Linked DNA regions of Mus musculus: region 2 is linked to region 1. The links are chromatin loops, found by intact Hi-C in ENCODE. Cell type or tissue: heart. All regions are shown on one strand.

Region 1 (5,000 bases):
AACTCACAGTGATCCACCCAAGTGCTGGGATTAAAGTTGTGTGTCATCACTGCCAGAATGATGGGTTTCTCTTAAAGGAGCTTCCATTGTAATAGAATGGCAGCTACCAAAATGAAGGCACCGGGTACCACTGAGCTGAGACATCGTGTGTGATGTATCCAGCTGCTGCCCCAGTGAACATGCCCTTCATTAGGCTCTGGGCCGGGCAGTGAGGCAGAAAGGAATGTTGTGGATTCATTTTCATATACAGCTCTTCTTCTCAGAAACCCCCTGACTTGGACAAGCCTGTTAACTTCTGAGCTTCCTTTTTAACACTAAGCTGAACTCTGAGCTTGCTCAGGTGATCATTACTTCCTCCCGCAGGTCCATCCCTTCTGTATCAGCTCTCCATCCAGGAAGCATCACCCTTCACCCAGAACCTCAGGGCCCCTCTCACCTTCCTGTCAGCTAAGCTGCTACTTCCTAGAGGACAGAGCTGCAAATCCATCTTTGTTCTCTGAGTACCAGAGCACTTTCATCATGTAAGAGCTGGTTTGTAAATATTTGGCATGGTGAAGCGAAGACATGCTGCAAACCACCTGGGCTTCCTTGGTACCTTTCTACTAAAGATCCCAAGAAGTTGCAGAACCATCATAAACATACACCTGGAAGTGAGCTACCGCAGGTGTTTGGTGAACGATGGGAGGAGATGGGAAGGTTTATTCTTCTCAAGTTACATTTTTCCACTAGAAATACACTTAACTGTAAGATTGGACCTCTAAAAACTGTTATTTCCCAAATAGGACTCTCCTATTTGGAACAAAATGGGTAGTAAATAAATAAATACTAGTGTAAGAAAGAGAGAAGGAAAGAAAGAAAGAAAGAAAGAAAGAAAGAAAGAAAGAAAGAAAGAAAGAGAGAGAGAGAAGCCCCCATATCAGTGGTTTATACAAACAGCATTTTTTTTTTCCATCTAATAAATAGACCAGAGTTGGATAGCTGCTGGCTTTGTCTCAGGTGCTTAGCAACACCACACTGTCTCCATCTTCTACTCTGTTGTAGATAGTGGTGGTAACACATTAGTTGTTTCTTGGTTAAAATCTAGGTGTAGCATCACTAGATACTGAAGCATAAAGAGAATAGGGAATGGAAGGGCAGAGGCAGACAGACAGACAGACAGACAGACAGACACACAGATACACACAACTCCCACTTCCAATTTATCAATCCAATGGAGGTCGCCAGGTAACAAGTGCCTTTACTAGCCAAGCTATCTCATCTATTCCTACTATATTAACTTTGATAAGGTTTATTATGGTTGTTGTTGTTGTTGTTTGAGGGGCTTTGCTTTGTTTTCTTTTGGTAGTACTGGGAATTGAACTCAGCTAGTGTGCTAAGAAAGTCTCGGTGATCAGGAAAGGCACTGGCACTATAGTCTTTAGTCTTTAACTGGTCATCACTCTGGATTCTGTCCATAGAGACGATGGGGAGAGCGGCTTAGGTATTTGGAACGTGGCTCCCAGAGACTGAATCCTGTTGCAATGTCCAGAGAAAAAGGATGCAAGAAGGACCACTTGTGCCATGAGACACTGGGTTCTTGAACACAACAACTTCATGATGTTTTCAGCCCCAAATAGCCCCACTCTGCAGACACCATCACTTTGAATCAAGCATTTAAAAAGCTGAATTAGTATATCCTCCAGAAACCGCCCAGCTTGTAAGATAAATGACTGGCCATGCAACTAGTTTGTGCTTTGGGGCTCCGTAGAAGACCTGGTGGGATTTCTACATGGCCATGGAAATAATTCTTCTCTGCAAATTGAGCTTTCCTTCCTTTTCGAACCAGAACACAAGTATGCCTAAGATGTGAGAGGCAGGAAATGCCAGCCTGAATTGCTGCACTTGGAGCAGCTGAGTGTACACAGGAGCCTCAGGCATAAATCTCCAGCATTCTCCAAGCTCTGGACAGCCGGACAGGGAAATGGGACAGACTCGCTTCACTCTAGATTTCAAACTGCCTTCTTCCCACTTCTGCCCCACCGGAAGCTACTTACCTCCCTGTGTTACCAGGATATTTTGTGCTCACCTATCTCTGAGAGCAAGCTTCTCTACCTCCCCCTCCCGCCCCCCAGCTCTCTCCACCCACACACCCACCCCTGCCTCTCAAGCCCAGGTCTGAATTGGGTGTCCCTCTGCTTTGTACACGTTGGATGTTCTCTTGGCTCCGTATTGTAAGTACCTGCTTGTGCTCATCGGGACAACCGGCTGTCCCATTCTCCTTTTGTCCCCTTGCATATACGCGCTGTCTGGGGCTTAGCGAGGGCTCAGAAATGTTTGTAATATATAGACGAGGTGGCGTGCAGGGGAACTCCAGCCCTTGGCCCCATTGTCCCCGTGGCTCACACTCGGGACTCTGTACCTGGGAGCTGCGCCGCCGCGCAGCCAGGACCGCCTCCTGGGTGCCAGAGCGACCCCGCCCTCTGGACCGCGTCCCCGTGCGCTGGGCGGCGAGGCTCCAGGGCGGCCGCCAGGAGCAGGTGGGGGCGGCGGCTCCGCCTCCGCGTCCCGGCAGCGCTTAAGCCCGGCTGGGAGCGAGCGAGGAGCGCAGAGTCCAGCTTAGCCGGGCGCGCAGAAGCAACGCCAGGCACTGTCTGCAGCCCAGCCGGGATCCTCGAGGCGACGGGGACGACGGAGACGACGGGGACGACGGAGACGACGGGGACAGCGGGGACGGAGGCGCCAGCTAAAGTCCAGTCGGCCGGGTTACGGCCAGCTGCAGGTAGCTGCTCTGCTCGCGTCCGGGCCCTGGGTTAAGTAAGTGGCCGATTGGGGTTGTCGCGGAGGGTATTGGGGACAGTCCCGAGGTAGAGTGGCCTCCCGCGTTGTCAAAGACGCTGGGTGAGTGAGAGTGCCCAGGACCCTCTCCAAACTGTAGTCCCCAGCCGCGACTACGTCTGGGAGCTGCTCCGTGCAGCCCTAGCGGCAACCACTCGCTCCCTGCCCGCCACGGGTCGGAAAGGGACCATGGCTACACCAGGTCACCTCAGGGCTCCCTGGTGACCTCCCAGGACAGCACTCTTCCGTTATCAGCTTCTGGCACGGAGGCCTCTTAGTCTGATGCCCCAAGGGGGCTCTGCTTCCCTTCCCCCACGTCACCCCCCACCCCTCCCCTGAGAACAAAAGGGCGGATCTTGCTTGTGTTGGGGATGTTAAGGAAGGGTCCCTGGCGATTAGGAGAGATCTGGGAACCTGCACAATCAGACAAGGACTGAGGATACTGGACCATTTCCCAGAAAGAAAGCCAATTCCTGAGGGAAAAAGTGACTTATCCAAGGTCACACAGTTCCTGGTGACAGAGTCGGGCCAGGAGCTGAGTCCTGACTCCCCGAGGCTTATCTGTAAGCCTGCCTAGGTCAGGAGCCAGAGAGTGTATGTGTCTGTCTATCCATTATCTCTAGCCATTTACATCTGGCCACAAATGGCCTTTAAAGTCCTTTGGAGGTGTGCGGGACTGGGTAATTGTGGCCATTCCCCCGGATACCTAGCCAGGAGCTCACGGGGAGCAAGCTTGGGAGAAGAACACGCTCTCCTGTAGGATGCCAGGCATCCATTCCCCTGTGGAAACAATGTCTTCTGTGTGCTTGGAGTGTCTGCCATGAGTGTGAGAACCTGAGTTGGGTAGATGTTCTGCCCAGAAACCCAGGAAGCCTGTCTAATGGCCTCAGGAAAAACCAGAAGTATCTCTGACACACACACAGTCTGGGGACTCTCTGAGGAAAGTTTCCAGTGGGACAGTGGTATTCCTCTTCTGTGCCTGGGGTCCTTGGATGTAAGTGAGAGCATTTGTTGGGCAGACTTGTGTGACTTTAAAAGCTTGTGTGCCTCACTGTCTTTGCCTTCGTCACCTCAGAGAGGGCCAGGAGAGGGTTTCTTGCTGCCAGTTAGTATTATAATCATCAGACACTCTAGCCTTGTTTTTAATGTTCACTCCTTTTACTTTCTATGTAAGTATTTTTCGGGCATGTATGTCTATGCACGACTCTGTGCCAGGAAACCCCTAGAGGTCAGAAGAGGGCACTGGATCCTCTGGACTAGAGTTAAGGATGTAATGTCCCTGAACCACTATGTGGGTGCTGGGAATGAGTCCTAGTGTTCTACAAGATCAGAGTTTCCACTGATAAACTACCTGTCCAGTCCCAGCCTTCTCCTAAAAGCTGTCCTCTCTAAACTGTAAAGTAGTGGTAGAGGTCAGAAGTGGACTGCCTTTGGGCTTCCTACTGGCCTGGGCAGACCTTCAAGGCACTTTAGGTCTAGACATGCTCCCCATACATAGAAACTCAGGAAGTTGTGTGCTTTAGACTTGTGCACATCACTTGGGGCTTTTTTTTTTTTTTTTTTTTTTTACTTCAATAACAACGTAAGTGGATATTTGATGCTGAAGGGCACTGGGCATGGCAGGGCACAGGCTGCTGAAGTCTGCCAGCTAATGTACTTTAGAGATGCATTTTAAAGCAAAACCAAATCAGGAAAACAGGGAGAAGGACAGGGGAGAGAAAACCAGTGGGGAAGTAGCAGGAAATGGCCAGGCACTGTAGATGCTTCCATATGCATTAACTCAAGCCCTGTGGTTCCTGTAACTATTGTGCCTTTCCACAGATGAGAAATGCAAAGAGACAGGGGTTAGCTGAGTGTGCCGAGGACAGGGACCTGGGTCTGTACACTTCAAACTGGAAGTGCACCGCCCACATCCAATTGTTGGTGCCCAAATCTGCGCAGAGATGTCAGGCTGCCTTGGTAGAGCTGCTGTATACCCCTTTTTAGTCCTTCCAGGAGCCTCGGTTTCAGGCACTTGGGAGTGTGACTTGGTGCTACACTGAGTCAGCAGGCAGCAGAAGGGGCGGAGGAGAGCGCGTGTGTCTAAGAACATTCAGTTTCAGGAATGGGAGACAGCCAGCTGGCCCAGCCTGGCAACGCTCTTTTTAGGCGATTATTGTTCAGCAACCGTAGAGTACAGGTTGAGA
Region 2 (5,000 bases), 49 kb after region 1:
GGGGCCGCTCATCCTGTCTCCAAGCAAGAAGCGAGCAAGTACAGTTCTGCGCATGTGTTCGCGCAGCCTTGGTGTGGATATCCGGCTTTTGCAGAGGTTAGACAGGCCGTTGATTCTGCTCACGAATTTGAATTGCAATTTGGAATTCTAAAAATGAAACATAAGACTGTGTATGGCAAAAACGCCTCGTTCTTGAACAGCATGACTTAGGTACCATTTGGAGTGCAGAGAACATCGTGTCGGGCCTGATGGGGGAGAGTGGGTAGGCCACCCCTCCTTCACAGGATATTTCCGTCTCTCTCCTGGATTCAGAGTTCCCTGTGTTCTTCCGCGCAAAAAGCACAGCAGCAGGTGGGAGGCTATTCTAGCTGTCCTTGTGATCCAGGCTTGGCAATAAACTGCCAAAGACAGTTATAAGCTGCTGAGACCTGTCTGCCCACGAGTCTGAGGCTGCTGGGGTAGCCTAGGGCTGAGATAATGTGCAGGCCCCGTGTGCCAGGGAACCTGTGCACCCCTTTTCAGTGCAACAGCCATAAAGAGAAAAGCATAAATCTGACATCTGCAGAAAGGTGAATGGAACTGGAGTCGTTGGGGGAAGGGAGCTAGGGGGCAGATGCAGAAATACCAATATTGCATGATTTCTTTCAGATGCAGGACCTAGATTTCAGTGGGGGTAGGGGGCAGATGCAGAAATACCAATACTGCATGATTTCTTTCAGATGCAGGACCTAGATTTCAGGATGCATATGCAAGTGAGGGTGGGTCAAGAAACTACAAAGGACTTCATCAGAAGGAGGAAGAAACTTTCAGGGACGGGGGGGGGGGGGGTAGAGGAAAAAAAGAAAGAAGCAAGTGAAACGCCTGTGACCAGAAAGCAGAAAGGAGGCTCTGGGGTGTGGGGGACCAGCAAGAGGCAGGAGGACAGGGAGGAGCAATAGGAGACCAGGTGAATAAGGACAAAATGTGTATGGACATGTCAGAATTAAACCTGTTACTTTATATGCTAGCTTCAAACGCCAACAAATACAGGGACGGGTTTAGATCACCTTTGAGAGAAGTACCTGGCTTGGTTTGGGACAACCACTGGCCCTTTTCCTCGTTCATATTTGAATACATTTTATTTTGATCAAATTCATCCCTCACTCCCCACCTTCAGCTTTTCTCTAGCTTGCTCTATCCCATCTTTCCTTCATTTTTATGTCCTTCCACACTCTGTAGATGATAGATGATAGGTAGGTAGATAGATAGATAGATAGATAGATAGATAGATAGATAGATAGATAGATAGATTAGATTACCTATTGAGTTTAATTAGTGTAACCCAAATGTAAATGAGTGTAGGACTAGCCTTTATAGGTTGGGACCTACCCCCTACTTCTGAGAAATCTGACTTCTTTCTTCTGGTAGTCATGAACTACCTGTAGCTTCTCAACTAGTGAACACACACAAACACACACACACACACACACACACACACACACGTGCGCCATGCATGCCAGGATATTGACCAGATTGATCTTGACAAAGTCTTGTGTAGCATCCACAACTGTAGAGAGCTTATGAGTACAGCGGCTCTCACATCTGGAAGACAGTTTGACAGCGGCCCCTGGGAGCTCTGGCCCTTAGAACCTTCCCATTCTCTGTGAGACATTTGCTGAGCCTTGGGAGGAATATGTGGTACTGGCTCTCTGCTTTTTGGTCTCTGTTGTCCCCTCAGCAAACCTCCGTCCACCGAAGAAAGAAGCCCCTCCCCGGGCACTGTCTACACCTCCAGAGGATCTGGACTCGGTTTCCAGGATCTTCAACCACTCACAGCCCTCTGTAGCTCCAGTTCCAGGAGGCTCTTCTGGCCTCCTCAGGCACTAGGCACACATTTGGTCTGCACATAAAATTAAAAAGACATAAATACGTATTCTTAAAGAAGCAGCTTTTCAGATGAGAGGAGAGGGAACCAGCGACATTGGTGTCAGCCTTTCTCACAGAAGACAGTGTTACAACAGAGGCCAGGTGGCAGAGGGAAGCAAAGAGGTGTGGTGGAGGACACATCAAAGTTCTGATCTAGACTGTCACTCCCTGCCCAGATAACAACCGCAGCTCCGCTGCTTCATTTACTGGAGCAGCAAAGGGACACAAATGGCTTTTATAATGTATCCAAGTCAGAGCAGCCACCTCTCCACCTCTACTGCTACCCTTGGCTCTGTGTTGCTGTCATTTGATTTTGGTATTTCTAATCTGCTTATTGGCTTACCTCTGGCTTTCAGCTTCTTTATCCAAAGAGAAAGGCTCATGTGCCTGTCCTCTGTGGGATTTCATATTCTTTCCAGCTCCTGGATGACTTCTTTTGAGTCGTACAGTAGCAAACTGTGTGAACCAGGGCTTTGGGTGGAAGCAGACAGATCTTTGTTCTCAGTCACATTGTTATCGGGAAGAAACAAGAGTGGTCTTCGCAGGGATGTCATGATGGGTGTTTCAGACAATTTGCAAGCTTGTTTTCCACAGGGAAAGTGCCCAGGGTTGCTTCCTTTCCTGTGCTTATGATTTTAGTGAAGTTGCCAATGGTGAGGATTGGCACAGAGGAAAAATACTCAGTGGATATTTAGGAACTCTTTCTTCCTGCTTCATTATCCTGTCTCCATGGTAACAAGGATTCTTAGGGTTGTCTTTTTTTTTTAAACCACTATAGTTGGAAGATTGACAAATATTGTAGCTTGAGTAGAAATGACTGTCTGTGTGTAGTATAATCATCAACATATGAATGAATGTGTCCTTTTGTCAGAAACCCACTAAGTCTAAATATATATATGGCTTTTTTTTTTCCCCCAGAAGTTAGCAATTCTTGCCTGGCCTGCCTCACAGAGAGATTGGCAGGTGCCTTATGGTGGCAGGTGCCGGAGAGCCCTCTAGTGGGAAATTGCCAGGACAAACTCAGGAGCAGGAGAGAGTCAAGAGAGAAGGGATGTTCACCAGTGTGCTTGCTGGAGAATGTGTTCATTTGTCAGTCTGTCATGTAAGAATCCCCAGGCACATACTGAGGCCCGTGCTAAATAAGTAACAAAATTAAGATAATGATTTCAATGCGTCAGTCTCCAGGGCCCTCACCTGAAACATCTGTTAATGGGCAAAATCAGAGAGTAAGGATGTCTTCAGGCCGTAAGTGAAATTGAGTGGCTGGAGAGAGATGGTTTAGCAGGGAAGAGCACTGCCTCATATTCCAGAAGGCCCTGGTTTGATTCCCAGCGCCTACACAGAGGATCATGATCCTCTGTTACTCCAGTCCCAGAGGATATAGCACCCTCTTCTGACCTCTGAGGGTACCGGGTAAACATATGGTACCTAAACATACACGCAGGCAAAACACCCATACACATGAAATACAATTTTTAAAACCTGGAGTCTGAAGTAGACGAGATGATCCTTCTCTGGGGAGTGGAAGGGGATAGGAGTTTCTCACCACATGAGTGCCTCTCAAACAGAACATTATAAACCTCCCCCTTCCTCAAAACCACCATCATGCATAGGACTTCCATTGCTGTTTGTCCTGCACTTAGAGAATTACAGAACACTCCTTGCCCAGCATCCCTAGCCACACATAAAGCACACCTGAGACCCTAAGGTCAGTTTTACAAGAACAGTTGTATCCCTCTTGCCCAGGGCCCTGATGCTTTTACTCATTCCATTTTAAATGACTTTGATTTTAATGGCTTGTACAGAGTATTTTAAAACCACGTTGTGTAAGAAATAACCCTATTGTACGTGTATTATAAAAGCATTTGAACTATGTCTAAATGTACTGAAGGCTGTGGAACTGGAGAGCCCGGTCCACAGCTATGTTACCGACCAGCATCCACAAGCCTCTCCTAAAGGCTCAGAAAGTGTGTTTCCAGGCAACACGGATCGGGCTTTAGAGCTTAGGCCTTTCAAACACGTTGAGGGTCTAAGTCAAGCCAGAGTCACTGGTGGACTCCTTATGTTTAGCCCAGAACACAGCGTCTCTGATGATGCACAGCCCAGGAGTTTGTATCGAGCAACCTAATTTTCTTTTCTACACTGGATTAGATAGATCCATTAGTTATAAGCCCAGAATCACAATATATGCCGGTGTCGAATTAAGAAAAGCAATCTTGGAGTAATTTAACCAAGAGCAAGCCAGAGTCTCTCTCTTGTCTCTAATCTGTCTGTGATATGAACCTGAATCTGTGCCTGCCTGAATGCTGTCTTGTAAATCTCTCTCTGTGTGTGTGTGTGTGTGTGTGTGTGTGTGTGTGTGAATTACTCATGGGCCAGCGGCATGGGAGACCATATAATAAGATTAAAGCCATGCCTTAGCTTAGGCTGTAAAGGTTTAATCACATGGGGGCAGGAGGGCTAGAGATAGCTCAGTGGTTAAGAGCCCTGACTGCTCTTCCAAAGGTCCTGAGTTCAAATCTCAGCAACCACATGGTGGCTCACAACCATCTGTAATGGAATCCAATGTCTTCTTCGAGTGTGTCTGAAGACAGCTCCAGTGTGTACTTATATAAATAAAATAAATAAATCGTTTTTTAAAAAAATTCATCACATGGGCAACCCAAGGTAGGTGAGGTTGCTTGTTTGTTGCTGTCTTAAAGTGGGTTAAAAAGACAGGGCTAGGACCACAGTAGGATAGCAGTGACCGCAGGGTATGTTAACTCAGCTGTGAGTTAGCAAAAGTTCCAGTCTCTTAGAATCTATGAGAGCATTTGTAACCACCCCACTTTTCTGACTAGAACAAGGATTTTCAAAGCCCAGTGCCCCATCAGGAACTGCGTGAGGCTTCCCAGGAGCCTGATTTACCTGGTCCCTGGTCTCTGTGACCATCAGTGGCTACTCAGCCATGCACTCTGATACAGAGGAAATAGCTCCTTGCAGGTTATGCCTGTGTCCCTGGCACAAGTGTATGTTCAGGAGAACTCACAGGGTGTCTTAAACCTGTTGGAGCCAATCCAATCATTCATTCATTCACTAACCATGCACTCACCCAG

The links. Hi-C counts contacts between places; a loop is a spot of excess contacts. Peaks named below come from ENCODE experiments on the same cell type or tissue, not always from the same donor. Only the 100,000 strongest peaks of a DNase experiment are listed, where the experiment ranks them.
Region 2: it touches region 1 in a loop (2.0-fold over the local background); 12 of 42 quality-filtered maps call a loop at or near these places.

The regions. Positions count from the first base shown.
Region 1 is chr6:54,427,103-54,432,102 of GRCm38, forward strand. Wipf3 (WAS/WASL interacting protein family, member 3) reads left to right here and starts at 2,584. Exons shown (of 9, transcript NM_001167860.2): 1 at 2,584-2,758. It overlaps 9130019P16Rik (RIKEN cDNA 9130019P16 gene), which reads right to left and starts at 3,119. Exons shown (of 14, transcript NR_033635.1): 1 at 2,219-3,119. In heart, a CTCF peak has its summit at 2,484; DNase peaks (open chromatin) are centred at 2,499, 2,989 and 4,839; H3K4me3 peaks cover 1,793 bases; H3K27ac peaks cover 1,646 bases; H3K27me3 peaks cover 1,223 bases.
Region 2 is chr6:54,476,246-54,481,245 of GRCm38, forward strand. The region is part of intron 2 of Wipf3 (WAS/WASL interacting protein family, member 3); the gene reads left to right. It also overlaps a transcript of Scrn1 not described here. Among named protein-coding and RNA genes, the nearest start is that of Gm44026, 12 kb to the left of the region's middle. In heart, a CTCF peak has its summit at 2,900 (motif pointing left); no DNase peak of the experiment used is centred here; H3K27ac peaks cover 251 bases.